3 separate regions of the Mus musculus genome follow, and regions 1 and 3 are each linked to region 2. Evidence: chromatin loops called from intact Hi-C (ENCODE). Cell type or tissue: left cerebral cortex. All regions are shown on one strand. Each heading gives the region's core, and the rest is flanking DNA. Links, peaks and the distances in the headings are about the cores only. Region 1 overlaps Tacc2 (transforming, acidic coiled-coil containing protein 2). Region 2 holds the start of Nsmce4a (NSE4 homolog A, SMC5-SMC6 complex component). Region 3 overlaps Plekha1 (pleckstrin homology domain containing, family A (phosphoinositide binding specific) member 1).

Region 1 (10,197 bases), core at 1,018-9,017, 150 kb before region 2:
TGCAAGTCCCTCAGATCCTTGCCGGTTCCCAAAGGCTCTACCCGGCCCCATGGCGTGGAGAGCAGGGTTTCTACAAGGTTCTCCCACCCACAGAACCCTCTCTAGCTCCTTATCTCCGTTTATGTTTAGGGGTGCTCAGGCTAGGCAGGTCCGCAGTCTCTGAGCAGCAGGCACCCAGCTTTTCACTTAGTAAGCTTGAGTTCTCCATAAGAAATCCTAGAGGGGACATGAAGCTGGGCAAGCACAGTGCCCAGGAGGGGAAGGGCATGCACGAGGGCAACCACACTGGACTGAAGTCTCAACCATTCCTGGCAAGGGAAGGAAACACAGATCTGAGCCCTGTGCCAATCATCCCGACAAAAGACATTAGCAAACGATAGCCCATCGCCTGCTTTTTATGAATAAAGTCTTATTGGACCAGTAAGTTACAAACAATCTCTGGCAGCCGTTGTACTGTAAGGGTAGCACCATTTACTATTTATCTGAGCCTTTATGGTTTTCTAAGCCGGTGATTTAACCATACCGAGGATTCGGCTTCCTTAGCTATAAAGTTTGCCTACAAAGTTGTATATAACCTCTTATCTGTATAGAGTATAATATTTCTATAACAAACAAAAAAGCCCTGCAAAGACTGTTGAGATAGCTCACTTGGGAGGCTGCTTGCCCAGCATGCATGAGGACCATAGACCTAGCACTCCATAAACGGTGTGTGCTGGTACACACCTGTAATCCCAGCACTACTTAGGTAGCGGCAGAAAGATCAAAACTTCAAGGTAACCTGCAGTTACACAGCGGGTTTGGGACCAGTCTAGATAACCAGACAGTTTCTTAAATTACAAAAAAAAAGCACCTGGCAGAGATTGCGCAAAGTTTCTGCTGATTCTCAGGCTCCTCAGCAGGGCTACGTAAAGAGCGGGCGTTAACTCCCGGCATGGCATCTGCCTTGTGCACCTCTGTTCCCATGTCTGGCACCGACAAGCTGCACCCACCTGCCCTGCAGAAACAACTGCTAAGAGAATTCATAAATACAAACAGCGTAAAGTCATCTGAGTGAACACAGCCGATACAGGATGGGCGTGTGAGCGCAGGCCTGACTGAGTCAGCGCTTTGTGTTCAAGTGGCCTCCCTTACCGAAACACAAGCAGGAGTCTGTGAACAACTGGTTTTCCGGGGACAGCTGTTCTCAATGGCCAGTCCACACTGGGAAGCGCAAGGGGCAGGACCAGAATTGTTCCATACCCTTTGCTGAAGCAGAGTGCTGCCCTAGCTCCAGTAATCCATCTGACAAGAGGAACCAATCATATTTTAGGCTAATGCAGTTTCCTAGGCAACCAACAATATAGCCATAGAAACAGACTGAGATAGCAGAAAGAAACAGAGCTAGGGATGAGGCGCACTGGCCCATAATCTCCTGACTTGGATGTACCCCTCACCTGCAGAGTCATTCATACTTGATTAAAATCTGAAATCCTACCTATCAGCAACAGGGTACCCCCCAACCCAAGACCCCAATAGAAACGGGTTTTTGCACGACCCCTTACATGTCCAGGAGTTACAGGAAAGGTTTTGGAATGATACTGCCCTTCAGTGCCCGCAGAGAGCAAGTCTCTAAGACAGTGGAGGGCCAGAACCCTGTGGATCTGGGCAATGGGCCACGGAGCCAGGGTGCAGCTATCTAGGATTGAATGGCAGAAGAGATGACACTCACAAGAAGCCTTTGGGACTCAAGCTTGTACCCCACTCAATAGACAACTCTGCCGTTTATTCAGTGAGAGAGGGTGGAGGAGGGGAGGGATAACTACTAGATGTGCCCAGTAATAATATCCAAAGTAAAATATGCTTTCTGAAACTTATCGTCTGTAACCCATAATAAAACACTGTTATTTCAACCTTTTCCATCGGTTTATTTATTTGGGTGTATGCGTGAGCTTGTGCGTATGCACACAGCACGGAACACACGCGGAAGTCAGAGGGACAACTCTGAAGAGTCAGCCCTCTTCAGTGTGGAGGTTAAGCATCCAGCTCAAGTCACTGGGTTTGGGGGAAGCACCTTTCAGGCTGAGCCATTTTGCCAGCCCCTAAATCTCTATTTTCTATTTGTTTATCTTTAGTCTTTACCCTCCCGCTGCAGACAGTCATCCTTCCAGTCTCCCTGGCTCCTCCTCTGCCTCTGTGGATGTTCTGGGGACCACAATCCCATAGCTTCCCATGTTTGCAGACTGTTTTCTAGAATCCGCCAGCAGCCCGCCCTGTAAGAGAGCCGCTGCCCACTTTGTCTCGGGCTTCACTGGCTGCCATGGTTGGCTTGGTGGGGAAGTCCCTGGAACTTATGACAAAGTGCTTGCTGCTGCTTCTCTTAGAGAGTCACATCCCCAGGGGCTCCCTTGGAAAGAAGGATGGCTACAGGGCTCATCACAAACCTTGCTCATTCCCAGTGAGAAGTACTTTAGGGTGGGCTCTCTCTCTCCTCACACCCTTTCTGCCGTTTGGAAGTGATTATGGCTTCTGTGAGAACTTCCTTCCCAGACAGGAAAGAAACAGCTAAGGCAGCAGCCAGTGGTTTCACAAAGCCCTGGCCTGAGAAGAGATACAATCGTCTCAGGGCTTCTCAAACTCTATCCCAAGCCACACAGGAATCTTTAATAAGCATGGTTAAAAAGGTGATTTGAATCTGAGTGGAGCCTCAGACCCTGCACTTCTGCCAGAGTCTGATGCTATAGTTAATGTGTCACCTCAGGGTTTTGAGGGGCTGGCTGCCTCAGATCTTCACCCTCTCCCTCAGTCCCCTCATCCCACAATCCCATGTGGCTTTAGCTTTCCCAGTCTTCCTCCTTCCTCACCTCACTGCTCTCTGAGAGGGACCAATCTGCTCACTGGGACTACACAAACCACTTACAGGCAGCCAGACTTGAAATCTAAGATAGAACCTTCAAACAAACAAAGCAGAGTGCTTCACAAACAAAAGTCCTTCGCTCGCTCGGTTTCCTCAGTTTCACCTTTATATATGGGCCTCTACAAATCCAGCTTTCACCCAAGAAATGTTCCCTCTAGATTCCTGCTGCCGTGGGCTGCAGCTGGCAGCAGGTGGGCGCCCCTGGCCTTCAACCTCGAACCCATGACATCGGCTTACAGCGGAAGCACTTCTCTGCCGCCACGCCTGCTATGTGTCTGTATCACTCGTGGGCACGAATACTCATATACACTACTATGAAAACACCACACCTGCTGGCACGTGGAAGAGCAGCTTTCTTAATGTAGTTTTCTTTTCTTTACTTTCCTTTCTTTCTTTTTTTTTTTTTTTTAACTTCAAGGTTGGGCAGAACACATCTGTAGGGGAAACACTTAGAGAAGGGGGTGCAAAGGCAAGCCATTAGAAACAACAGCCCTCAACAATTCCCCTTTCCACTTTTCTAAACTTTGGGGAACGGAGGATAGGATTTTTGTGAAGGCGCCTCATGTATCATCTTAAATTGTACTCTCAGACATTTCAGAAGCCTCAAGTGGTAAAACTGGATCAAGTGGAACAATGAAAAGGTTGGATGGGCAGCTGCCCTCTCAAGGTGGCCACGGGGCCTCTATCTTCTGTTGCCACTATCCCCCTGGGACAAACCCTTAAGGACTATTATCTAAAAGAACATGTTCCTACCAGAGTCTCTCCAGACTCAGCCCTCAGCTCCCAAGAACACAAGGCAGTAACTCAACCAGGATAGAAGACGGGGACCTTCGGGACCTGGGAACTTAATTTCCAATGGCTAATGTGCAAGTTTTCCCACCTAGGGTCACATTATCTTTTCTGGTCCCTCCGGTGCTTTGGTGTCAGATGTCACTGATTTCCAGTTCAGAGACTTTGAGAAAACAAACAAACAAAAGAGTCTGAAATTTTCTTTCCTCGAGTCCTATAAGGCAGTAGGATATTCCACACATCGAACAATACTGCACCTGAGTGGATAGGACAGCCTGGCCCTAGGTTCATACCATAAAAACTCCCAAACACAATACACCTCCATTGTAAGATACTGCGCTCTCAGGTTACGGGGATGAAGACACAGGTCGGATGCACACCTGCTCCTCAGAATGACTGGCTGTTCAAAAGGCAGAGCCTGGAAAACCATGCGGCTCAGCCCGGCATTACATCACCACATGAGTCCAGCGTGTCACTTAAGCCCAGCGAAGGGTGAAAGCCCCACACTCCCACACCTCTCATGGGGCCCAAACCCTACTCCAATACACAGACCAGGGCCTGCGAGCTTTAAAGTTACGTATCAAATACTCAAGAACGCACACTGCTCTGCCACCCCCCCACCCCGCAAGTCTCCAGAAATATTCTCCTCTTTGGAAAAGGGGAGAAGACATCCGAGGGAACTGGCAGAACCCACTTTCGACAGCAGCCTTTCTTGCTGAGTTGTGACCTGGCAGACAGACCTAGTCTATAAGCCCCATCCCTCCCGCGCCCCCAACAAGACTGGGTTTGTAATGGAGACTACCATAACAGAAAGAGCAACTGTAACAAACACTCCTCGGGAATAAAAAGCCACTTCTGAGCACATTAGCACTGTGGTTTGGAGAAAAGATCGGATTCCTGGATCGATGCATAGTCAGACTCTGCCTCAACCAATGACAAGGCTGTTTGGCTGTCTTTACTAATAATAGCAGGCGGCCTCGTCCTCGGTGTCAGCAGAAGAGAGTAGCCTGGTGATGCCTGGACTAGCCCGGCTGCACACGCACTCTGAGCTCCATGCCATCCATCTGTCCTGCCATGCAGGGAGCTAACCCAGCACTGTTTCCAGCATGTACAATACTCCTCCTAGGAGGAGGCCCTCTCTCCTTGATGCCTCCAGTTCCCTAGCAGGAAATACCAGTGGGGGCGGGGGTACAGAGGAAAAAGATGCTGATAGCGCAGAAGCCCCCACCATGCACCCTGCTGCTGAATAACCAAAACCGAATTCCAGAGGGCTATTTCTGCTCCAGAGGTATCCCAGGGCTGCAAGAAACTCGGTCCAGCTAAAACACAAAACACTACCAAGCAGCAGCCACCAGGTAAATCTTTGCAAGGCTTCCCGGGCCAGCCTAGGCTTCACGCTGCACCACATGGGGGAGAGAAGCACTAACAAAGCCGGGCAGCCTCTCCTCCCCACGGGGACTACAGGAGGCAGAGCACTGCACTTACATGGCCTCAGAAACCTCCAGGTTCAGGTCACTGGCTGGGGCTGGCTGCAGGGACTGCGACCCTCCCATCCTCGCTGAGCCCTGGCGTGCAGACTAGCCACGAGCAGGGCCAGCGTCCTGGTGCGGTTCCTCCAGCCCGGGGCGGGCCGGCCGGCGGCCGGGGCTGCTGCACTGCAGATGGGAGCAGCTGCTGGCATCCGTGGTGGCGGCGACTGGGAGCAGCGGCTCGAGGCCGGAGCCGGCCCGGGGGGCGAGCACCAAGGCAGTGTGCGCGTGCAAGTGCAGCTGGCGGGTGCGCGCCTAGGTGTGTGCGTGAGCGTGGCCGATACGCGTGGAGCTGCCCGAAAGGAGGCAGTGTGAGCCCAAGCACTGGCGAGGTCGGAAAGGATCTTCTCTTAAAGCCCCCGGTTCAGCCTCTGTGTTGGGACTTGATGATGTCACCACCACCAAGCGGCCTGACGCCTGCATCTTCACAAAGCTCCAACATCCTCCGGAAACTGCTGGGAGGGGGAGCGAAGACCCTCCCCTCTACTCACACACTAAGCCCAGCTTCCCAGCTTAGCCCAGACTGCTAGCTAGTACAGTGAGTCTTTTGAGAAGTAAATATATACTACTCAGCAGTACCTCTCTCTCTCTCTCTCTCTCTCTCTCTCTCTCTCACACACACACACACACACACACACACACATACACACACACACACACACACACACACACACACACACACACACACACCGCCCCAGAGAGCAGGGCAAGGTGGTCTATCAATTGACAAAGTTGGAAACAGGCCCCTGCTCTCTCACTCCCCCAGACTGTAGGAAGGCTACAGAACCAGAAAAACAGGCTGCAGTGGAAACTGAGGACCACACACCTGAACTTTCTCCAGACAGGAAGGCTGGGGAAGGACTAAAGTCTGTCCCAGAAGCATCGATCTGGCACAGTTCCTAGGCTTGCAGCCCACCAAGGCCAGGCTTCCAAGGATACCTTCATAGCTTAACAACTCTGCAGAGGTTGGGGCCAGCTGGAGAGAGAGCAGCACAGGGCCACCTTCAGGGACTGGGGCTGGATTCTGGTCTTTGGCCACCAGAAGAATTTTCTCTAAAGTCAAGCCCTATGCTATGCAAGCTGTGCTCCAGCGTCAGGGTCCTCCCTCATATACCAAGGATGTACAGGGGAATAATCCCCGATCCTAAACATAGGCAGGCTGGCATAGATGCTGGGGACACCCAGTGCCAGACCCCATTTCCCTGCTGGGGAGCAGCTCGGAAAGTCTCAGCAGTGGAGCTCTGGGCCTTCTCACTGGAGGCTACTTGAAAAGCATTCTATCTCCCTGTAAGTGCCTGTCACCCTAACACCCGACCACCACCTTACACATTCAATGCAATGGCTTTCTGAGCCCCGAACATTTACAGCTGGATTCAAACACCACTGCTTACAGGAAAGTGGAAAGACTCTTCTATGTTTTTACAATTCCTCAACTGGAATGACAGTTAGCTCATAAGAAGCATGTACATTATGGCCCCCCAAAAATAATAATATGAAGTAAAACCGACCGGTGCATACCATAAAATAAAATAAAGCTACGCAACACACTTTAAGATTCCTCCCGACGTACGTACTGACTGCCTTCTAAAAGTGTGGCTAAGGACGTCCGCACAGGCTGCACATCTAGAATTGCTACTTGCCTATAAGCTGCAGAGCCCGAGGGCCAGCTGACTTTCCTGGGCTCACATTTCTTCTCTGTGTCAAAAATACTACACCATCAAAATTGCTCCTCCAGATTGAGTGACACGAAATCTCCAGGAAGCACTGAGCTTTCTGTGTTTAAATAAAAACAGCAAACGATGCCGCCAGTCGTGTGGGGAAGGTAACCTTCAGCAGGGCAGCACACCTCCACGAAGGCCATCGTCACTCAAGGTCAGCACTACTGTCACCTGGTGCCAAGAACCCTGCAACTTATTTATTCAACCATAGGGAGGGGGAGGGGCTCTTTATTTAAAACAAAAACAGATCTTTTAGTTCTGTCTGCAGGTAGGGAGCCAAAAGAACCTTACATGTGTAGGAAAAGATCTTCATCAATGTTGATATGTAATCTTCCAAGGAAAGGGGCTCTCTCCCTGGGCACGTAGTATACAGAGTTCAGTTAGGTTACAACTAGGAAAAAATGGGAGAAATGAGAAGGAGGAGGGTCCTAGTTCCAGCCTGAACTAACCCCATTTTGCCCCTCACTGGCTCTATTCTGCCTCTTTAACTTTCTGCTTCGAGAATCTTCTACAAAGGCCCTGGACTGACAGATAAACATCTTCATGACAAAGGACCAACAGAGAGGACCTCTAAGCACTTGGGGCGAGGCTTGCAGGACATATCCCCCTCTCAAGGAGAAAACAGTCCATGATGGTGCAACTTTGTAAGGAACAGGGGCGAATTGCTTGGCGGGACCCAGACTGTCCCCCTCAAAGAGGGAGATGTATTAACTCATGGGACCCAGACAGTCCCCCTCAAGGGACAACAATGGCAGTAACACATTCAGAGCCCCAGGCAGAACTGAGACAAAGGCCTCCTGGCCTGACCAGGATCACAAGCTCTCAGTGAGGCAAACCCAGCCCTCTTCTTCTGCCCACTCCCTGCCCCCTTTTTTCCTCCTTATAAAATATCGGAGTTCCCAACAGCCCATTGAAGACAGACTTGGAGTCACCAAATCCTTTATCTGCTTTTTCCAACAGTCATATTCATTAACTCTGTCCTTCACCACACCTTATCTCTGACTGGTGTGCTCGGACTTCTAGATCTGATGACAGGGTCACAACCCGAACCTGTTTGGGTCGGTTTGCACAGGGCAGGCAGGGTCACAGGTCTGTCAAAATGTCTTTACCCTTGGTAAGTAGGAGGTTTCTGCCAAAAGTGAATGCTTTGAAATAGCACCAGAGTTCAAATCCTGATTGTCCCATCATTGGCTATATGCCCTTGAACCAAATGCCTAAGCACACAGCATGGAAGTACCAGCTGATCAAGAAAAATGGGCATGCTACTCCAGAAGGATATTGGGAAATGACGCTAAGTACAGCCCATGAACTCCTGGGACCAGGTCCTCCTTTCTAAGGACCATGTGACCTAAGTAGAATACCGTTACAATAATACAGTCATCAAGTGCTTATATTTAGAATCCTAACAACTGCGCAGTCACAATATAGTGACATAGTATGTAGTGGATAACATCACCTCACTGATATTAAAATTGTGCCCCCAAGTCATGGTAGAAACAGAGAGCCTGGGCACCTTTAAAGTTGATGACAACTGAACTTTTGCTGTGATTCCCTATTGAAGAATCACTCAGACCCTTAATTAATACTTTCTTTTTTAAAAAAAATATTTATTTATTTATTATATGTAAGTACACTGTAGCTTTACTTTAGACACCCCAAAAGAGGGCATCAGATCTTGTTACAGGTGGTTGTGAGCCACCATGTGGTTGCTGGGATTTGAACTCGGAACCTTCAGTGCTCTTAACCGCTGGGCCATCTCTCCAACCCTAATTAATACTCTCTGATGCTGACCAAATTACCCCACAGAAAATGCAAAGCTGAAGAAAGTGGGGGAAGGAAAGGGTTGTGTGAAGGCCAAGTGCCTCTTGAAATTCCTGTAGAATCCCTAGTCCTTAGAGTTATTAGTCTTTTTTTTTTTTTTTTTTTTTTTTTTTTTTTTTTTTTTTTTGAGACAGGGTTTCTCTGTGTAGCCCTGGCTGTCCTGGAATTCACTCTGTAGGCCAGGTTGGCCTCAAACTTAGAAATCCACCTGCCTTTTGGCTCCCAAGTGCTGGGATTAAAGGCATGTGCCACCACTGCCTGGCAAGTTCTTAGTCTTTTCAGGTGCCTTCAGTTGTGTGGTGAGGCCACACAGGTGGTGGCTCTCAACACCCTACTTTCCCCACCCTCACATGCTGGCTCTTCCTCCCATCCATCCCACCCTCTCTTTTGGGCCAGACTACATCCTGACCTCCCTCTCTAGACACACACCAATGGTGCCCACCACTTTCAAACACAACTCTGATAAGACCCTGACCTCAAACAGCCCTTCTGGGTCTTTAAGCCCCATACACATACACAGTCTGAGTCCCTGAGAGTAGACCAAAGCCACGTGGGTAGGCTCCAAGCCTGACAAAGCCCTGTAGCCACAAGGCGAGCCCTGTGATCCAGGCTCCACAGCCCACAGGGGAACAAAGGTCTGGGAACAAAGGTTAAGGGCTAGGGAGATGGCTTGGTGGTCCTTCTACACATGCAGAAGTCTGGGATTTGGTAACTCTAGTTCCAGGGACATCTGGTGCTCGCTTCTGGCCACTTTGGGCTCTTGCATACATGTGGTACCCACAGACTTGTGCGGACTCACACACATACATATAAATAAATAAATTATACATGTATGAACGTATGCACACACATACACATGTGCGCGCGTGTGCACACACACAATTTTGTTTGTTTTCAAGACAGAGTTTCTCTGTATAGCCTTGGCTGTCCTAGAACTTGCTTTGTAGATCAAGCTGGCCTCAAATTCAGAGATATGCGTGCTTCTATCTACCAAGTGCTGGGATTAAAGGTATGCAGCAAGACACCCAAAGTAGTTTTGTTTGTTTTTTTGTTTTTTTTAAAGATATATACATTTATCATGTATACAGCATTCTGCCTGCATGTATGCCTGCAGACCAGAAGAGGGTACCAGATCTCATTTTAGATAGTTATGAACCACCATGTGGTTGCTGGGAATTGAACTCAGGACCTCTGGAAGAACAGACAGTGCTCTTAACCTCTGAGCCATTTCTCCAGCCCCCGATGGTAGTTTTGTAAAAATGATAGCTAAACCAGAAGGTAGCTTGTGCCAATCATCACGGCACTTGGGTGTGATAATGGTAGATTATCTTTACCTACACATCAAATTCAAGGACCAGCCTGGACTACATGAGATCCCGTCTCAAACATTTTTTTAAAAAGAATGTCTGAAGTGCCTCTGACACTCCAAGAAACAAACCTAAATTCC
Region 2 (10,197 bases), core at 1,104-9,103:
GGCGCACCAACTGTGAACCAGATGCCTGTAACTCCACCAGTCCTTAATGGAGTGAAGGTGTGACCAGGCAACGGCAAACTTGAAAAGGAGATGGAGAGCTCACTGGGCCAACACTGAAAATTCTTCAATTCACAAGTAACACGTGTAAGGAGCAGAGAAGTGACTAGAACACGCTGTCCCTGGTGCAAAAGAAAGGAGAGCGGGGCGGGGCTGGCCTTGTTCTTAGGTGATTCTTTTGCCTCAGCCTACCACCCCTAGATGCTAAGAAAAAAAAAAGAGCTTGTAGTAACGGGCTGCTCCTCCTCTTGAATCCCATAAAAGGAGGCTCCGAACATTAACCTGAACTTCTATACCCTCTCAAGGAGGACACTAGGTTAGAGTGTATTTCTGACCTGTAGTAACCCTTTGGTTTTGAATAGTTTCTTTGCTACTCTGCCTTTATTTCAATTCCCAGATCCCGGAAGCACATGGTCCAGACCCTGACCAGCAGTGACAGATCCTGATTTATAAAGGACCTCATGGCCATCTCTTGTCCACTCCAACTCCTAAATATTTACAGAAAACAACAACAAAACAAACAAAACAAAAACCTAAGCAGATCACTTGTCAAAGAGGTCCAGGGCATACCACAGTGACACAAGGACCATTTTGAGCTGCGGAGGTCTGAGGCTCAGCAGGTTCAGAGGGGGGTGTTTACTGAACCCCCACCGTATGCCTGAAAGCAGCCCTCCAAGGAACAAATTGATCTGTTTTCAATTCTCTCTACCAGGCTTCCATCAACAAGGGGAGACTGACTCTTAGCCTAAGAGTAGAGATCTGTCAGCACTACACCCAGACGGTACCACATCCAGATGGACAGACAGGCCAGGACTAACTCTTAGCTCTTAGAGATCTCCTTAAGGTCCTTTTAATTTTACCTTTTTTTTCAAAGACAGAGTTCAGCTGGAATAACTACTTTCTAGCTAATTAAAAAAAAGTTGGGGGCTGGAGATATGGCTCAGTGGTTAAGAGCACTGATTGCTCTTTCAGAGGTCCTGAGTTCAATCCCCAGCAACCACATGGTGGCTCACAGCCATCTGTAATGGGATCTGATGCCCTCTTCTGGTGTGCCTGAAGACAGCTACAGTGTACTCATATGTATTAAATAAATAAATATATTTTTTTAAATCTAAAACTCTGTCCCATAAAGGGATCAAAAGATGAAAGCGTTTGTTTAAACCAAATCAAACCAAACTGATCTAAGCAAGCAAGCAAGCAAGCAAGCAAGCAAGCAAGCAAACAGTCAAGACTCTCCTTATGCAGCCCTGGCTGGCCTAGAATTCAGAGATCCACCCACCTCCATCCCATGGGTGCTGGGATTAAAGGTATACCACCACACCTAACAACTAAAGGACACTTTTTACATTGTTTAGTTTCCTTGGAGACAGGGTCTTTTTTTGTCTTTGGCTGGCCTAGAACCCATTTATAACCATATCCTTGAATTTATGATCCTCCTGCCTCTACCTCCTCAGTACTGGGCTTACAGGCGTGCACCGGCAATACCTGGTTTTATGCAATGCTGGGGTTGAAGTTAGGGCTTCCTGCTCGGTAAGCACTCTACCAATTTAGTCATAGGTCTGATCCAGCACAGAAGTATTTTATGGTTGGGGGTCATCACAACATGAGAGCCTGTATCAAGGGGTCGTAGCTTTAGGAAAGTTGAGACCCACTGCTCTAAGCAATGTCTTAGAATGAGGCCTCCTTTAAGTTCTTTATAAAAATTCATTTTCAACTAAACATTCTATTGATAGTCAACTCAACAACCAAATTAAGGGGTAAAAATAAAGAAAATTTTCTTTCAATTTATTTATTTGGTCTTTTCAAGACAGAGATTCTCTATTATGCAGCCCTAGCTGTCGTGGGTGTTCTAGGCATGTAGATCAGGCTGGCACAGACAGAGATCCACCTGCCTCTTCCTCCTGAGTGCTGGCATTAGGGGCAAGCACCACTATGGCTCACACAAAGGCATTTTTCTCGACTCTTAAAACTGCTGGGATCCAGGAATCGCCTCACAAACCACAGAAACACTGATCTCAGACAGGGAGAGTTTATTGAGCATGCACCTCAGGACTTGTTGACCAGGGCCATGGTTCAGATTTGGGAACTGAACCATGACCCTGAGTTAAGATCCTACAGGGTTTTTAAGCCCCAAATCCACAAACATCTGTGCCAAGTTACTTCACCGGTGGATCAAGATCTAGGGTTACGGGGTTTCCTTGGGAATGTGTCTTTGTTGTACATTTATTCTGTTCCCATTGGTTGGGGGTACTCAACAATGGCAGGGGCCTTGCCTTGTCTGATATTCGTGTCTTAGCTTGTCTACCGGGATGGGTAGTGTGGCCCTTTGCTTCTTTGCCTTCTGTGCCAGCAGCTGCCCTTACAGACCTGCTTTCTGGTCTGTGTTCAGGTCTGCTGCTGGCAGCACCTGCCTCTTGTGCTTGTGTTTAGAAGGGGGCTCCTCAACCCAACACAGGCATAGGACAGGATTTTGGAGCTAGATCACTGTGCCACCCGGATGCTATTTGAATTGTCCTTGGTACAAGGTAAACAGTACAATGTTAAATGCTTTCACAGTGGTGGCTTAAGTGGTACTATGGGGAAGGAGATGGGATCACTGGGATGTATCAGGTGTTAGAGATGTAAAAAAAAAAAAAAAAAAAAAAGGTGGCCACAAGATGGGGAGAAGGATGAGAAGCTAAGAGCCTCACATAGCAGGGATTGCTACGGATGGGAGGATTAGGTGAACAAGGAAGTGCACTGATGATATTAGAAACCAGACTTCTCACTGCTGAGGAGGAATTTATAAATATAAAACCAGAATGTATCAGTCAGAGCTCTCTAGAGACACAGAACCAACACTACTTACATAGACATGAATGAGGAGTTTTGTTATCTGCCTGGCCTCACGCAGTCAGGGAAGCCAAGAAACCCCTCGACCAACATGTGGTCTGGAGAGTGAGTGTGATCTGGGTCTGAGAGCTGATGGAGCAGGGCTGCTGGTGGGGTGCCTCCTAGTCCAAGGTCCAGGGTATGAGAATGGGTGATAAGGAAGACAGGGCAGTACTGGTCTGCAACCTAGAACCAGGAGTCCAGTGTCTGAGGGCAGAAATAGATGCCCTTGCTGAAAGAGAAAGATAGAAGGTTCTTTTTGTCTCTGCCCTTTTCTTCCATTTGATTAGACCATCGTGAATCGGATGGTGCCCAGCCAGGTTTCTGAGGGCAGAGCTTCTCAAGGAATCTGAAAACCACCCCAGATTCACCTACAAATAACATTTTTGCCAGCGTTCTGGGCATCCCTTATCAAAGTTAATCATGTAAATAAATATAAACTCATCACCACAGAGTGGAGAAAAGCCCCCTGGACTTCAACATCGGACTCTGATCGGACATCGGACACTGCTATAAGCTTGCGTTTTATTTGTTAAAGAGATTTGCTATGTGTGCGCATGTATGCCTGGTGATGCTACATGCATCACGTATGTGCAGGAGTCCAAAGAGGGTGTCGAATCTTCTAGAACTGTTGTTCTAGACAGCTGGGAGCCACTATGTGGATACGGAGGACTGATGCCAGGTCCTCTGTAAGAGCAGTAAGTGCTCTTAACTGCTGAACCATTTCTTCTCAGTAGTCTACATTAATACAGAGAATAGTATTTCATCAATCACATTCACCCCTTCTTCCCCACACACTCTTCTGTGATGTCAATGCAAATTAGTGTTTTAAATTAACCCAGCAACATAAAATATGAAGAGATGCACTTATATACGTGTAAGGGTGTCTATGCATAGCTTCCTAGTTCTTTTTTCTTTGGAGGCTCTAGAAGCAATGATATCTCAGTAGCAGTGAGCTCACTAGGCTTTGGATCTTGGTCTCAAAATCCTCTCAGCCTTTGTGAGGTAGTTAGATTCACGAGGATCAGGAACTCAATATTAGCTTCAGCTACAGGGTCAGTTTGAGGCCAGCCTGGGTTACATGAAATCCTATGTGAGAGGGAGGGATGGAAGAAGGAGAAGTGTGTGTGTCAGAGGGTAGATTACCTCAGGATTCCTAAGGTGGCATAAAAACTGGTACATGGGCGGGCGGTGGTGGCACATGCCTTTAATCCCAGCACTTGGGAGGCAGAGGCAGGCAGATTTCTGAGTTTGAGGACAGCCTGGTCTACAAAGTGAGTTCCAGGACAGCCAGGGCTACACAGAGAAACCTTGTCTCAAAAAACAAACAAACAAAAAACAACAACCAAACTTGTACACGGCAGTGTGGATCCATAATCCTAGTGCGTTGGAAGTGAAGACAGGAAAATGCCTAGATCTTGCTGGCTATTTAAGTCCTGTCAAAAAGACGAGTTCCAGGTTCAGCTAGAGATGCCTTATGGTAAAGAACGTGGAGAGTGGGCTGGAGAGATGGTTTAGAGGTTAAGAGCACTAGTTCTCATAGGAGTAGGGTTCCATCGCCGTTATCCACAGGGCAGCTCACAAACCCTTCTTAACTCCGGTTCCAGAGGAGGTGTGCACGTCCTATTTTGACATCTGAGGGCACTGCATACATTTCGTCCACAGTGTGCACGCAAATAAAGGATGTATATACACACACAACAAATCTAAAAAATGTGGAACTGAAAGAGGAAGACCCCTGAAGCCAACCTGCCGTTTGTACCCGCAGATGCACACTTGTGCATGCGTATCTATGTACAGTGCACACACACACAATTACATGGAATGATATGTATACATGTATCTTTGAAACCACATTGCATATAATTATCTTCCTCAGACCTGTTATAGGGTATCTGTTGTTAGAGAATCAGCTGTGAACCTGCCGTGTGGTGGTGCAGATATTTAGAAGGAGGCTTAACAGTTTACTATGGTACAGTCAAGGAACCCTGTTTTGTTTGTTGTATCCTCCCCAAGGCCAGAGGAGCCAAAGAGACAATGGGAAGATGCATGACTAAGTGGGGTGGGCATTAGGATCAGAGATCTAAAGTCCTAAGACTCTTGCTTGCAGGGTGGAGTAACTAAGAACCAATGCGAGGCACAGACACAGCCAACGCCGCCGCGACCTCCGGGCCACAGGTGTCGCTGTGTGCTCACGCGCCAGCCGGGGAGCTGCGTTGCTCCTGGAGCCGGCGCTCGAGCCCAGCCGGGGGTTTCAGTTTCTGGCGCGAACTTCCGCCGCTCCGAAGTTGCAAGGCGAATTGGCGCGATGTCTGGCGACAGCAGCGGCCGCCGGTCTGAGGGCCGGGGCCGGGGCCGCGACCCGCACCGGGATCGCACCCGCTCCCGGTCCCGCTCGCGGTCCCCGCTGGCCCGCCGCGGCGCCGCGCCGGAGCGCAGGGAGGCAGCGGAGCGTCCGAGCTTGGAGGACTCCGATCTGTCTGATTCTGGGGACGAGCTGATGGACCCGGCCTGCTTGGAGGCCGAGTACGACCAGGGCCTGTGCCGCCAGATCCGCCATCAGTACCGCGCTCTCATCAACTCTGTCCAACGTAAGGTGGCGCTTTGTGGCTGCGCGGGCCGGTGGCGTTCCATGGCTGGGGAGGGCGGTGGAGGTGCAGGCGCTGGCCGGTCTGCGCAGGCTCGCGGCAGCGCGCTTTCGCTTGTTTACGAAGTGCAGCCTACGCGACCTTGGCGGCGGCCGCGCAGGTGCTGTGTGGCCGGCTGGAAAAGCGGGAGACCAGACCTGGTGGTGACTTGAGCTCAGCTAGCCAGTAGGGAAGACAAGCACACACCACCAGATTTTTGTTCAATCTAGCTTGCTCCTCGTGGGCGCCTGAGCTATGGAGTCCCTTGGGATTGCTAAAATGCACATTTCCCTGCCCAGCTCGGATACACTGAATCAGAAATGCTGTACAGGCCCAAGCGTTTGTTGTGTGGCTCTCCAGATGAGCCTGTTGCTTGAGAAGTTGACAATCCTTTCTTAATCGAGCCCTTGTATTGGGAAGCCGAAGAGTCATCCCTTTGCACATTTGGGGAGCAAGTGTTTCCTGTCAAGAGTTCAAGTTTTGAGGGCTGGGGAGATGGGCAGATGCTTCTCTTGCGACCTTAATTAGATTCCCCAGAACCCTCTAAAGTGTCTCCTAAAAGTAGTTCTGTAAACTTGTATCCTCAGCCGAGGGGAAGCAGAGACCCTGGGTCTCTTTGGCCAGCTCACCTAGCCTTCTTGGCTAGTTCTATAGATAGATAGATAGATAGATAGTTCTATAGATAGATAGATAGATAGATAGATAGATAGATAGATAGATACCCTGTCTCAAAAGGCAAAGGTGATGGTGCGCTGAGGGAAGGACATCAAAGGTTGACCCCAGGCCTTCTGCACACACAGACGTTCAATTTGCTTGGAACAGTAGTAACATTGTCTCTTTCTGTAAAAGATAAAGCCTTTTTCTGTTAAAGAGATAAAGCCACTCTAATCATTACCCAGGCTGTAGGAGTGGAAGGAACTGTAAGTTGCTACTTATTAGTGAAGGATGTGCCCAGTTCCCTAAGCTTGTATTCTTTTAAATAGAAAACCGGGAAGACATACTGAATGCTGGTGACAAACTAACAGAGGTCCTGGAAGAAGCTAACACTCTGTTTAATGAAGGTAATTCATGATTTTAAATCTGTTATTGCAGCTTATACTCACTGGGTTACTTTTATAGAAGCCAATTATTGTTGTTCCATAATTCCCATTTACTAGTGCACAGGCCCAGAGCCTTTTCCGTTTTAGCAACAATACTGTGCACTTACCACTTGGTACAGTGTATGCTTTAGGGTTCTTCGAAGATTTCTAGAAGTCAGGAAGGAGTTGTACAGTCTGTTTTAAGAAGCCTCTTCCATGAGCTGGGCAGTGGTGGTACACACCCTTTAATCTCAGCACTGGGGGGTGGGGGAGGGGCAGAGGCAGGTCTCTGAGTTCAAGGCCAGCCTGGTCTGCAACTGTCTGTTCCTGTGCATCTACAGCTACACACAGAAACCCTGTCTCAAAAACAAACAAACAAACAAACTAGCTGGGCGTGGTGGCACACGCCTTTAATCCCAGCACTCCGGAGGCAGAGGCAGGCAGATTTCTGAGTTCAAGGCCAGCCTGGTCTACAAAGTGAGTTCCAGGACAGCCAGGGCTACACAGAGAAACCCTGTCTCGAAAATAACAACAACAAAAAAGACTAACAAAAAAGAAGCCGTGATTCTTTTGCTGGCTTGAATTTGAAAGTTTCACTTGTATGTTCTGTTAAGCAGATAGATGAACTAGAGAAGAGTGCAGCCAGCTTCAGAGATCCTCTTTTCTTTTCCTTCCTTGGTCTCCCCTCCTTTAGCTATTGATCCACCTATAACCTAATGGAGGTGCCTCATCTACAGGCACACCTCTTGTGTGTGGTTGGGGACAGTGGGGAAGAACTTTCCGTGTTGAAATCTGGCTCCTGGGAGTTTTCTATTTGTTTGAAGTTGTGTGTCCATGTGGGTTTGTGCACATGAATACAGTTATCTGTGGTGGCCAGAAGAGGATATGGGATTCTTCTCAGAGCTGGAGTACACGGAGGGTGTGAGTTGTCTGACAAGGGTGTTGGGAACCCAACCCAGAGGCCTCTTGGAAGAGCAGTACTCTGTATTAACTGCTGGTCCCTCTTCCCCAGCCGCATGGGGGCTTAAAACCACAATATTAGTTTGAATTAAAAGCAGCAGCAGTTGGTTGTAGTGGTGACCGCTTTGGCTGGTATCCAATGAGCAAGGTGGGTGTACTTCCTGATGGGAGACCAGGACAGCTACACAGACCATGTTTCTCTTTGGGCCTCTCTCACTGCTTTAGGAACAGAAAGGGGCAACTGCAGTGATAAGGAGAGAAACCAGGGATGCCCTGTTCCCTGCTAGCCACAGTTCCTCATGATCTTTCGGACAGTTTGCTTCTAGTTATCTAGGATGCCTGGTTGTTTGCGTTGTCACAGTGTTTAGTGAGTGTTGTCCTTCAGTCTTTCCTGCTCTGGCCATGGCCTCCTTACAGTTCACCTTTTTGGTCTGGAACATACACTAAATCACTTCCAGAACTTGAAGGATTGTGGCTCCTCTTCCACTTTTCCACTGTCAAGCTTTTTCTTCCATCATAGCCTGGACCCACGGTCTCATTTGTGATTGGCTCATTTACACCCCTATTATCAACCGTCCATCTTACTGACTTCTTCCATGTTACCTCCCTCAGTAGAAGGCAAAATTATTCACTCAGCTGGGCTCTCAAGAGTTATTCCATGCCGGGGTGCATACCTTTAATCCCAGCACTCGGGAGGCAGAGGCAGGCGGATTTCTGAGTTCGAGGCCAGCCTAGTCTACAGAGTGAGTTCCAGGACAGCCAGGACTACACAGAGAAACCCTGTCTCAAAAAAACAACAACAAAAAAACCCCAGAGTTATCCTGCTTGGCATTCATGGGTATGGGTGTCACACCTGTTTTAATTCTATAGGGAACTTGCTCTCGTCCAGACAGATCTACACTTTTCTTGTAGTAGCCTATGTAGCTGTTGGGCAAAGGAGGGGGTGTTGTAGACAAGAGCCCAGCAGCCAGTGTCTGCTTTCCCTTTCTTTCTCTGTGACTTCTGCAGTGACTCTCGGAATGATTAAAATCTTCCCTTCTGGAGAGAGAAAAATGATGGCTAAGAACAAAAGCCAGAGCCAATAAGTTTCCTAGCTGTGTGTTTTCTGTTTTTGTGCCAATGCTTCAGGAAATCAGTTGGCTCAAATGAAAGTGGCCTTGAGGGGCATGCCGTGCACAGGCATTTTTTTTTTTTTTTTTTTTTCTCGAGACAGGGTTTCTCTGTATATTCTTGGCTGTCCTGGAACTCACTCTGTAGACCAGGCTGGCCTCGAACTCAGAAATCCGCCTGCCTCTGCCTCCCAAGTGCAGGGATTAAAGGCGTGCGCCACCACGCCCGGTCAGGCATTTCTTTTTGAATTTGTTTGGCTTGCCTTATATTACAGTCTTCCTTGACTGCTATTTCAGATTCTCTGTGACCCATAGGACAGGGGCTGTAAAACCCAGCTCCGCTAGCTCAGCCTGTCCTTCAGTTAACCCTTCTTCCTCTACAGACTTTGTATCATCTCTCCCTACCTGTAGTGGCCATTCCCTGGGAGTTACAGCAGCCCAGGTGAGAATGGTGATCAGCATGTGGGAGTCAGAGAGACAGGTGTTATGTATCACCAAGTCTTTGTTATACTGGGGTTATTAAGAGACTATGGGTTCGGTCCCGGCTGAAGAGATGGTTCACTGGTTAAAAGCACCTCTTGCTCTTGTAGAAAACCTGGGTTTGATTCCCAGCACCCACAACTCCAGTTCCAGGGGATATGTTGACCTCTTCTGATCTCCGTGGGCTTCAGGTTCACACATGCCCTGTTTACGTTTACATACATGCAGGAAAACACTCATACACATAAAATAAATCTAAAAGAAAAAAAAAGGAGATACTGGTTCAGTGACCAGGAATATGAAAGCTAGAGAGTGAGCTCTAAGACTGGTGAGCGGTGGGGGAGGTTTTGGTGTGGTGGGGAGGGAACCTGTTATCAATGTCTATGGGTCCATTTCCAGCCTCCTGGGGATTGTTTTGGCTTAGTGGAAAGATCCTAAGAAGTACTTGAAAATTTAGGGGGGGGGGGCGTACCTGTGGGTTACATGGGTTTCTTAACATGTATTTCTTGTTCTACAGTGTCACGAGCAAGAGAGGCAGTTCTGGATGCCCAGTTTCTTGTTCTGGCTTCAGACTTGGGCAAAGAGAAAGCCAAACAGCTGCGCTCTGACCTGAGCTCGTTTGATATGTTAAGATATGTTGAAACTCTAGTAAGTTTAAAGCTACAGAATTTTAATTAAATGCTTCTTTAAAATGTCTTATTATATAATTCTCTACTTGCCCATATCAGTTTGCTGATGATTTTCACTTTATCTCCTCTTATTTATTTATTTGGTCTTAGAGTGTTCTATGGAGGTCTTAGGACATTTACAGATTAAACAGATCTCTGCCTGGAACTCAGAGATCTGCCTGCCTCTGCCTTCTGAGTGCTGGAATTTAGGGCGGGAGCTTGGAGCAGTTTGAAACCTCTTAGTGTTCTCTTCTAAGACTCTGTATGTTCTGGTTATTAATAGTCATTTCCTCTCCTACTTCCTAAATGTTCTAGGTCATTCTAGGACATCTATCCTAGGCTGGAC
Region 3 (10,197 bases), core at 1,468-9,467, 370 kb before region 2:
ACATATAAGCAGGCAAACATTCATACACTAACTTTTAAAAACAGGCAAAACTGGGGGAGGGGGGATGTTGGATAAAGGGTTCACAAAGCATCCAGTGCCAACAGGAAGACACTAGCAGACATGATGGGCACATGCACAGGAGGCTAAGTGCCACAATGGGCAGAACCCCAAGGCCGCCTCCCAAGTCCCTGCCCCCTTGGTGGCCATGTCCCTATCCCTCATTTTAGGACAAGATCTGTGGTTATAATGGATGTCACTTGTGTGGTTAGGTTAGCTGGGGTTGGGGTGGGGGGTTCACATGCATAATTAAGGTTTCTATTGAGTTTAATGTTGAGTCCATCAAAAAGGAGAGTAGTCAGGTCTGGCCTGCTCTGGTCAGGAGAGCCCTTTAAAACAGAAAGGCCAAGCTGAGCATAGAGTTCAGTGGTTGAACATTTGTTAGGCCCTGGACTCTATCATCAACAAACACAAAACACAGGCATAGGCACACAGACACAGAGACAGACAGACAGACAGACACACACACACACACTACCTTGAGCTTACACAGGTTTTCCTGCTGGCCTTGAAGAAGCAGGCATGTATCACTCTAAGCAGTTTATCTTTTCTCATGACCAAGGAAATGAACTTGACCACAGTCCTGTACACCTGTTAGGCACACTGCTCAACACCCATGACCTCATCTGTCAATCATCTATGCCCAATAGTGGAGCAGGCTGCCTTTAGGGACAGCCACCTTGCCTGTCAGCCTGGGTCATTGACTTTCCTAGGACCTTGCCTACTTTAAGAACTCAGAATATTTTAAGGTAACTTATTAATACCATCTGACCCACAAGTGCAACACATATATATCATACACAGACAAAGGCAAAAAGTTAGTCTTCTTACTATTGAAATTTTGTAATCTTACTAAATGGGGTAGAATAATTCAAGATTTCATTGTACTCACTGTAGGGTTGTATTATATTAAGCTATAAATAATTGAGATTATTTTATCATTTTTTACATAATAAAATGCCAATCCCTGGTCATGTCTAGCTTGACTTATTTTCTCCGGCCAATGAAGCATTAACTTGATGGCATGTGTCACTTCTGAGCAGTTTTGAAGTTGACTGGAATACTTTTCCTTCTCCCATGGCTTCTAGACATTTCTCAGACAGAGGCTGCTCAATTTGCTTAGGCCCCAGGATGAACATGACAACAGGAGCATCAGTGACTCTCGATGGACATCTAACAGTCAATGAGACTGTGGGGGGTTGAATGGCAGTGTTTCCCACAGGTTCAGATGTTTCAATACTGGCCTCCAGTTGATGACGTAGTTGGGGAGGTATCATGTGACCAAACTTTTCCTAGAAGACTCAGCACATTTCTACTCATCCCAGCAAGGGAGCTAAAGACAAACCAAAGTATGGGCACCACCAAAATCCAACGTGGTGAGTTTTATGGAGGTTGCTCACAGAAATATGGGTAAGGGTTTACTTAACAGGAGCAGAAATTACTTCAAACACAGCTGTGTCATCAAAGCCCACCCCAGCATAAGTCAGAGAGCTCAGAAAGCTGGGAGTCTGGAGCACACTACACAGGCAGGCAGCTCAACAGGTTTGCACGTGTCCTTTCCAAGAGGCTCAGTTGGTTTAAACCTCTTCCACCCAGCTCAGATAGTGTCTGCTTCTTAGGGGCAGCTGTCTAATCTAGTGTCAAGAGTCTTTTTTTGCAGCTTGTCTTTGTAGTTTTTATTGCTTACTTTGTCAGAAAGGACAACTAGTCGGTTTCAGGGACTTCCTGAAGCTCTTTTGAGTTGCTTACTTTCCTGTTTAAGGAACTGTTTTTGCAGGATGGGATGTTTCAACCTTGGAGGAAAATGTTGCACAGCAGAGGTGACAGGAGCTAACCTTGCCAGAGGAAGTTTGGGCATGGGGGTTCAGGTTTCAAGCCACTCCCATTCTCAGTCCTCCCACTTCTTGCTTGTAGTCCAAGATGTGTCTTTAGCGTCCTGCTCCCAACATTATGCTTTCCTATCACTGTCATGTCTTCCTGTCATGAGGGACTGTCCCGACAGAACTACTAACCCAAATAAACGCCTCCTTTTATCATCTGCCCTGGTCATAGTGTCTTAGCACAGCAACAGAGAAGTAGCTGAAGACTGGCCAGCTCGAGTGTGGTGAGCATGGCTCTGGCAGGCCGTGTGCCCTTTCTCCCCCATTCCCTCTGCCTTGCTAAGAACTATTAGATTGCATTCCTAAAGCTGGCCTATCCCCTTATTTGGCCACTTCTTCCTCAAGCGCCAGCTATCAAACTAAGTCCAGTCCAGTAATCAAAAGCTCCCTTTGGCCCACCTAATTAACATGTCAAATTAAAATTAAATGCCCATCCTAACATGGGGCTGCCCCCTGAACCTTTATAGACTATGTCTGGACTATGGACTATGGACTATGTCTGTCTCCTCTTTATCTAGAAATAGTCCTTTGATGCTGTCCCCAAACCCCAGGACAAATAACCCTCTTCCTTGTCCTCTTTCCCTTCTCCCACACCCTCCATCTCCTGTCTTTGTCTCTTATTCACCACCTTTTGTCCCTCTGGGGCAAATGTACTTTGTGCTGAGAATTTGGCCATGGGGGTCCTGAGCTGATAAGCCATCTCTTAAAGTAACTAATAGAAAACCTCTGCTACAACTCTCCAAGGCCCATTCCTGTAATATAGCCTAGCATAATCTTTCAATATCTATCTTGGTCTACCCTGTGACTTTTATGTCTGTCTCTCTTACTCCTTATTCCCTGGGACCCACGGAAATTTCCTGCCCAGGAGAAGCCCTTGAATGCTGAGTGGATTTAATCAAGAATATTGTTCTGCTGGAAAGAAACTGACTGAGCATAGCCATAGACACTGTGCCCTGCTCATTAAGGCCTGTCCTAGTTTTAAGCTTAAGGACAAGAATCAATCATGAGCCAAGCTGTATTAGGTCAGGAAAAAAAATCCCCAAACAATTAGGGCTCCATGAAAGCTGGCTTGGAACTGCTTCCAAAATCCGAATAGAACCCAATGTTCAGCATATGAATTCTGGCTCCTCTTCCTGGGGGCCTGTCACCCTCATCAGGACAATGGCACAAAGCAAAACAACAGAACTGGGAGCTGCAGTGAAGTCATGTTGGTCTGCATGGACCATGAAACAGAGTGATGGAAAGCTATCAGAGGTGTATGCAGGGGATCGACAATGTGATGTGAGTGAGTGTGTGTGTGTGTGTGTGTGTGTGTGTGTGTTGTTTGGTTTTTGAAACAGAGTCTCACTCTGTAGCTCTGATCAGCCTGGGTAGATTGCCTGGCCTAGAATCCACTGAGATTCTAGATCTGCCTGTCTCTGGCCCCCAGCACTGGAAATAAAGGTGAGCACCACCATTCCTGGTTTAAATATTGAAATATATATATACTACGTCATGGAGCTGAACTACAGCTCAGCAGTAAAGAGAAGCCACATGGCAGCACACAGACAACTGTTAACTTCAGTTCCAGGGGACCAGACACCATCTTCTCCTCTCCCTAGGCACCAGGCACTCATGTAATGCACTTACTTCTGTCTCCATGCGTCTAAATCTAGGACCATGACTATAATCAACTTGGAGAGGAAAGGGTCTATTTGGCTTCCATACCCCAACTCCCAGCCCACTGAGAGAGGCCAAGGCATGAACCTGGAGATGGAGACTGAAGTACAGGCCATGGAGGACCGCTGCTTCCTGGCTCCCCATAGTTTGTTCAGCCTGCTTTCTTATAGAACCCACCTACCCAAGGGTGTACCACCCACAGTGCCACCTACCAACAGTAATCACTAATCAGTTGTCTTGCTTACAAATAATCTGAGGGAGGCATTTTCTCAACTTCTCGTTCCTCTTGCCTTCTGTCAAGCTGACCTTTCTCAATTCCAAATTTGCTTATCCGATTGGCTGCTAGCCATTTCTCCCCTTAGATATCTAACAAGTATCTGAAACATAACATGTTCAGCCCTGAGATTGTACATGTCTACCTGCAGAGCCCCTACCTCAGTCATAGCTCCTCTGTACTTCTAGTTGCTTGGGCCAACAAACAGGCTGTTCCCCCTTTACTCCTGGTGCCTTACCTTCTATCACCCACCACATGTGACCCACTGGAAAAATCTCCCACCTTCAAAATATAAACAGGTAAGTGGAAGACTGAGAAGAAAGAATGAGAAACAGGAGGAACTGAAGGGACTCTCTAGCCAGCCCAAGCATGGCAGACATGGCTCTGGGAAGCCTTGATCCTCTTTCCCATTCCCCCTGCCTTGCTAGAAACCTGTTACTACATTCCTAAAGCTATACCCCCAAGATCTATTCCCTTATGTGGCCACTTCTTCCTCCTGAGACCGACTACCAAGGATGAGCTATCAAAGCATTGAAGTCCAGCAATCAAAAGCCTCCTTTGGCTCACCTAATTAACATGCCCAATTAAAATTAAATGCCTCATCCTAACATGGGGTTTCCCCTTGTACCTTTATAAAGCACCATTTTCCTATATGCCACATCTGTCTCCTATCCAGAGGCAGTCCTTTGGTGCCCCACTCCCATCCCTGCACCATGATAAAAATCCTTTTCCCACCTCCCCCACCCCCATCCCTTGTCACCCCTTTACCCTTATCCTCTACCTCCTGTCTTTTGTCTTTTGTCCCCTGCCCTTTGTCCCTCTTTGTGCTGAGAACTTGATCTGGGTGCGTCCTCAGTGACAGCAGTCCCTACAGGAACCAAAATTATGAGCTAGATATACATGATGGTTACTGTGCACAGATGTTCCTGGGACCAAAGGCTCCCATTGGAAATAAATGTGATGGTTAACTTTGATTTGTCAACTAGACAAAATGTTGAGTCATCTGAAAAGGGGTCACAATGAGGGACTGCCTGTAGGCATATCCATATTGGTTGTCTTGACTATGTTAACTGAAGTTGGAAGATCTGTCCACTCTGGGTGGTGCTATTCCCTGGGTAGAGTATACTGGATTGTATAGTGCTAGCATCTGGATGCTATCACATCTGCAATCAAGAGCAGAGAGCTCTTGGTTGCAGATGTGATTTGTCTGTTCTGTTGCTTCAAGTTCCTGCTGTCTTGACTTTCAACAGTGATAGACTGTAACCTGGAAATGTGAGCTCAATACACCTTGTCTCCCTTACACTAATTTGTCAGGGTGTTTTATCATGGTGCAGAAAAACACATTAGGACAGTGAATGAGGGGTGGGAGGATTTAACTGGGGCAAGCTCCTGGGTCATGGAAAGTCCCTTCACATTCTTTCCCTTCCTTACCTCTCCCTCTGAAAAAAACTAGGGCAAGGAGAGATTTGTGTATCATAGCTTGGGAGCCTTGAACCTTGAAGATAATGACTTTATTCTCAATCCCTTTTTGAGCCATCAAAACTACAAATCGCCGGGCGTGGTGGCGCACACCTTTGATCCCAGCACTCAGGAGGCAGAGGCAGGTGGATTTCTGAGTTCAAGGCCAGCCTGGTCTACAAAGTGAGTTCCAGGACAGCCAGGGCTATACAGAGAAACCCTGTCTCGAAAAAAAAAAAAAAAACCAAAACCAAAACAAAAAACTGCAAATCAATTTACTCACTCCTTATCATGTATCCACAAGTTCTTCAGGGGTTTTCTAGAAATCCTCTTTGCCACACTGCTTCTTACTATACCATCATTCTTTGACCATCTCGGCCTCTAGGTGGGTAGTTTTCCACACTAGATTTTATCATGTTTAACTTTCTATAACACTGGGCAAATTCCATTATCTCCTTGGGTCTGTAGCACATGGAAAAATAATCCGATCCCAACCCCAAGAGGTTAAAAGGCAAACGCCCCACTGGTCACATATGTAAAATTATTGCCTATCTACTCTCTAAAGCTAGGTCCCAAGCCTGATCAGCCATCAAGATGGCTCAGTGGGTAAGCACTGCCACTAAGCACTAGCCTAGTTCATGGTTACAATTCTACACTATGTCTTTATGTGGGATTACTGGAAAAACTGAGTGAAGGGCATACAACATGTCCTATAGTCTATCTTTTGATAAGATAGCATCTTGCTACAGACATCCCAGCTTCTCTAGATTATTTCTTATGAATGTGAGGCTACAGTTACCTCTACAAAAGTTATTATTTGGGAAAGGTGATTTAACATTTCTATGAATTTCAAAGCTATCCTATGCTGCTACGTATCTTCTCTCCTTCCTGTGAAGTAGATGTCAGATTACGTTAAATGTAGCAACCAATACCAGAAGGTGGCACTGTTATCACACGAACAGTAAGTTACTCCTTTTAATGTCCGTACAGTGGACCACTGGGATTTCACCAATTAACATTATAAACACTAACCAGGTCAGCAATATTTTTCAGTTCAAGTCATTTAAACATTTTTATGTCTATCATTTTTGTGTGTCTGTGTACATGTACATGGGCATGGACACACACACATGAACACTTGTGGAAGACAGGACTTCAGTAGTAGCTGAGAGCTTATATCTGATCCAAAGGCAACAGGGAGGGGTGGGCATGGTGTGGGCTTCACCCCCAGTGACAGAACTCCTCCAACAAGGCCACACCTCCTAATCTTTCCAGTTCACCAGCAGACTAAGCATACAAATACGGGAGCCTAAGGAGGCATTCTCATTCAAGTTAGAGTTACAGGTGGGTGTTGGGAACTGAACTCAGGTCCTCTGCATAATCTTAACTGCTGAGTTCTCCAGTCCCCCCACCCCCCAAGCAATAGCATATAAGAAGTCATTATATTAGTCATTTCTTACCTGTTACCTTTTCAATATTCTATCACCCTCACTCTTCTGTTGAAACCCTGGCTGTCCTGGAACTCACTCTGTAGACCAGACTGGCCTCATCTCAGAAATCCACCTGCCTCTGCCTCCTGAGCGCTGGGATTAAAGGCATGTGCCACCACGCTGAAACCCTTCTTATATTCTCTTTTACTTTCATGACTTTTTGTGTGACCCGCTGAGTTTAACTATACAAAGGCTGCTTCCATGTGTATTGGTGGGATGACATTTACTGGATCATAGTCAATTTTTCAGTCGGTATACCACTGAAGAAACACACACGCACGCACGCACACACGCATGCACGCACACACGCACACAGCTACTCTCCCATCCATAAGGAACTGCTGACAGGCCCAATTGTGCATTGCATTTCAGAGGTATGGTCAGGAAGATGGGGAAATAAAGCAGGATTTGACAATGAACTAGACACAAGGAACAAAAGGAGACATCTAAAATCACTGCTGGTGTCTTTGGAAATTCTAAAACTTCAGGTGACTAAATTGAATATAATTCAATCGAATTATAAACGTATGCCAATATATTTTCTATTAGTGGCCCGGTCCTCGGCTCAGCGGATAAGTGTTTACTCTGGGCAGGCAGCAGGCACTGGGCTGGGCTCTAGACACACAGGTCACAACAGCCCATTACCATTAGGAAGACTTCAGAAGGCAGGCTCTGGAGCACTTGTTTGGGGGCTGACTGCACATCTCAGCCCCGCCCACTCCTCCCCACAGGTGTAGGCAGCATGGGATCTCCGTCAGCCTGACCGGTAAGCTGGGGCTCCATGCAGCTCGATGACTCCAACATGCTTCACAGGCAACTCCCACATCTAATTTTCAGAATATGTTTTTGTTTAAGTAAAAAGAGCAAGCTTTCTGAACACACATTTTCTTTGTACAATTTCATAGGAAGCTGTCTTAAGAATTCACGGATCTGCTGGGCCTGCTGGTATACACTTTTACAATTCTAGCACCCGGGAAGCAGAGGCAGGAGGATCTCTGTGAGTTCAATGCCAACACAGTTTCCATACTGAGTCTCAGCCAAGACTACAAAGTGATACCATGTCTCAAAAACAACAACAAAAAAAAAAAAAATAGCAACATCAAACCCCAAGAATTCAAGGATCTGAAACTTTTTAAAATTATTTTTATTTTTTGGCTTTTCAAGACAGAGTTTCTCTGTTTTAACCCTGGCTGTCCTGGAAATGAAATCTGTTTACTGAAAGGTAAGTAAATGAACTAACCAAAAATGTTTTTTACCAGTTCTACTGATTTGTTCACATGAACACTGAACCAAATAAAAGGGGACGTGAGTGAAAATGAACTCTGGGCAGTTTATTCTCAAGTCATTACAGTGTTCCACCGACTGGACATACAGAGACAGCAGGGTAACAGTAAACATTAGGAGGCACATTCCTGTTCTGAAAGGAGATACATTATACACACAGGGAAAATACAGCAGATAACACGGTATTAACTAACGTAACTGCTGACACTTCGGATAGGATATATTTACAAGAAAATATGCTTTAAAATACTTAAATAATTTCCACAAGCTTACAAAAGAATTGAGATAAATATTAGGAGATCCTGATAATCACAAGGACATATTCCTATGCATTTGAATAAATGTAAGTCTAGAAAAAGTCCCAAAATAGAGCTAATATTTTGCCACCATGAAATATATCAAATTACCGATACCAAAATATGATAAAATGAACGCGCACTGTGGAGGCTGCACCAAAGCAAACAGCGCCAGGCTCATCAATACTGCCAGAGTCTGTACAAGGGTCCCTACGCTTGTGCATTAACAAGGAACTTGTAAGAGAGCCTGGGTGATGAATACGGCAGCAGAGGGGTGATAACTGCCTAGCCACCTTGTTGTCCTATGGTTTTCTGATGCAGGTGCACAAGAGAAAACTACATAGAACTCTAACATATTAGCTTATGAATACAAAAGGTGAGTGGTACGTTCTTGTGCTGGGCAACTAAAGAGCACATTTTAACTCTAGACCACTGTAGCAAATCTTCCGTCCTCTAACAAGTAGTCTTAGAACATAAAAAGGCAGAACACTAACACCATGACTCCACAACACAAGTCTGAGACTGGAAATACCACAGAGCAGCAGCCTGGGAGAAAGGAAACACCTAAGATGTCACCACAAAACAGTACTCGCTCAAACCAGTCTATCACTCAACACCGGAAACCGGGTTCTTCAGAGAGGCGCTTCTGTTTATAATATCCCCACTGTTCAATGCATACTCAGATCTGGTTTTCAAGACATAAATATTGCACAGGTAGTTGACCACCAACATTCTGGTGTCTCTGATATAAAAATGCTATCTCATTTAACCTATCAAACTACGCTACTGAAATTAGTTTTCCCGGACATTTAAAGCCAATCATGTAGGACTTTGGGGTACAATCCTAAGTGAGATGAGAAGACACAGGCACTTGAGTATAGGTTACTACTGATGACAAGGGAGGGGCCACAACAAGGTCGTGACTAAGGGCCGTTTTGACTTAGCATGTGAACTGAGGTCTTCCACCGATTCAAATTCAGAAGTAAGATCTATTTACAAAACTTTGATTTAAAAAAAGAAATCAGTTCTTCCCAAAATTTATGACCAAATAATTTTTACTGAAATAAAACACTGAGCTTTTTAAAACAAGTGTCTCAGGCTGCAAGTTGGTGACATAACCCTATAATTTGGGAGGCAACTGAGGCAGAAGGATCACAAGTTCAAGGGCAGCCTGGTTTACAGAGAGAATTCAAGGACAGCCATAGCTACATAGAAAAATCCAATCTCCAAAATAAAAATAAAGATAAAAAAAGTCCCCTCCCCAGAGAAATAACAATTTTAGCTATAGCTGACCTCCAGTCTCCCCACTTCTGCTTGCCCTGTTCCACTGCCACCTACACCAATCATCTAGTCAAATCTATGCAAAAATTTCCACTCACCTGGACAGCCAGAATATCATAAATGGTTAGAATTCTAAACAGTCCACATTGCAGTATAAATTCTGCAGCACCACAGACCTCATGAGATTAGAAATTTTCATCTGGGAATGGCCCACTTGATAATTTTAGCTGATAAGAATGTGTAAATATTGAATATTTCAAAGGGAGTCATATTAGCAGGTTTAAATGACCAAGATAATAAGAAATTTTAATGTTTTAAATTGTTATTTAAAATTTCAAAGTCACTTAAGAAAAAAAAAAACACACACACATTTTCACCACCCAAACATATAAAGCTTCAAACAGTCACTATGGACACAGCTTTTCTCCTTCCTTTCTTAAAGAATTATGTTGACTAGGCCACTCCCTAAATCCTTGGTTTGCCAACTTAGAGTCCACCCACAAGGCAGTATGACATAT

The links. Hi-C counts contacts between places; a loop is a spot of excess contacts. Peaks named below come from ENCODE experiments on the same cell type or tissue, not always from the same donor. Only the 100,000 strongest peaks of a DNase experiment are listed, where the experiment ranks them.
Region 1: it touches region 2 in a loop (2.2-fold over the local background); 3 of 42 quality-filtered maps call a loop at or near these places.
Region 3: it touches region 2 in a loop (2.3-fold over the local background); 2 of 42 quality-filtered maps call a loop at or near these places.

Annotation. Positions count from the first base shown.
Region 1 is chr7:130,687,958-130,698,154 of GRCm38, reverse strand. All of the region lies in intron 5 of Tacc2 (transforming, acidic coiled-coil containing protein 2), which reads right to left. Among named protein-coding and RNA genes, the nearest start is that of Gm34283, 28 kb to the left of the region's middle. In left cerebral cortex, for the core only: CTCF peaks have their summits at 4,124, 5,010, 5,264 and 5,512; DNase peaks (open chromatin) are centred at 1,266, 4,194, 4,858 and 5,489; H3K4me3 peaks cover 2,982 bases; H3K27ac peaks cover 1,929 bases.
Region 2 is chr7:130,542,314-130,552,510 of GRCm38, reverse strand. Nsmce4a (NSE4 homolog A, SMC5-SMC6 complex component) reads left to right here and starts at 5,130. Exons shown (of 11, transcript NM_001162855.1): 1 at 5,130-5,519; 2 at 6,539-6,616; 3 at 9,701-9,831. The coding sequence starts at 5,237. In left cerebral cortex, for the core only: a CTCF peak has its summit at 5,102; DNase peaks (open chromatin) are centred at 4,658, 5,121 and 5,591; H3K4me3 peaks cover 1,859 bases; H3K27ac peaks cover 1,094 bases.
Region 3 is chr7:130,911,240-130,921,436 of GRCm38, reverse strand. It overlaps Plekha1 (pleckstrin homology domain containing, family A (phosphoinositide binding specific) member 1), which reads right to left. Exons shown (of 13, transcript NM_001346515.1): 13 at 7,943-10,197. Among named protein-coding and RNA genes, the nearest start is that of Mir7061, 8.1 kb to the right of the region's middle. In left cerebral cortex, for the core only: a CTCF peak has its summit at 6,267 (motif pointing right); DNase peaks (open chromatin) are centred at 2,958, 6,287 and 7,615; H3K27ac peaks cover 1,721 bases.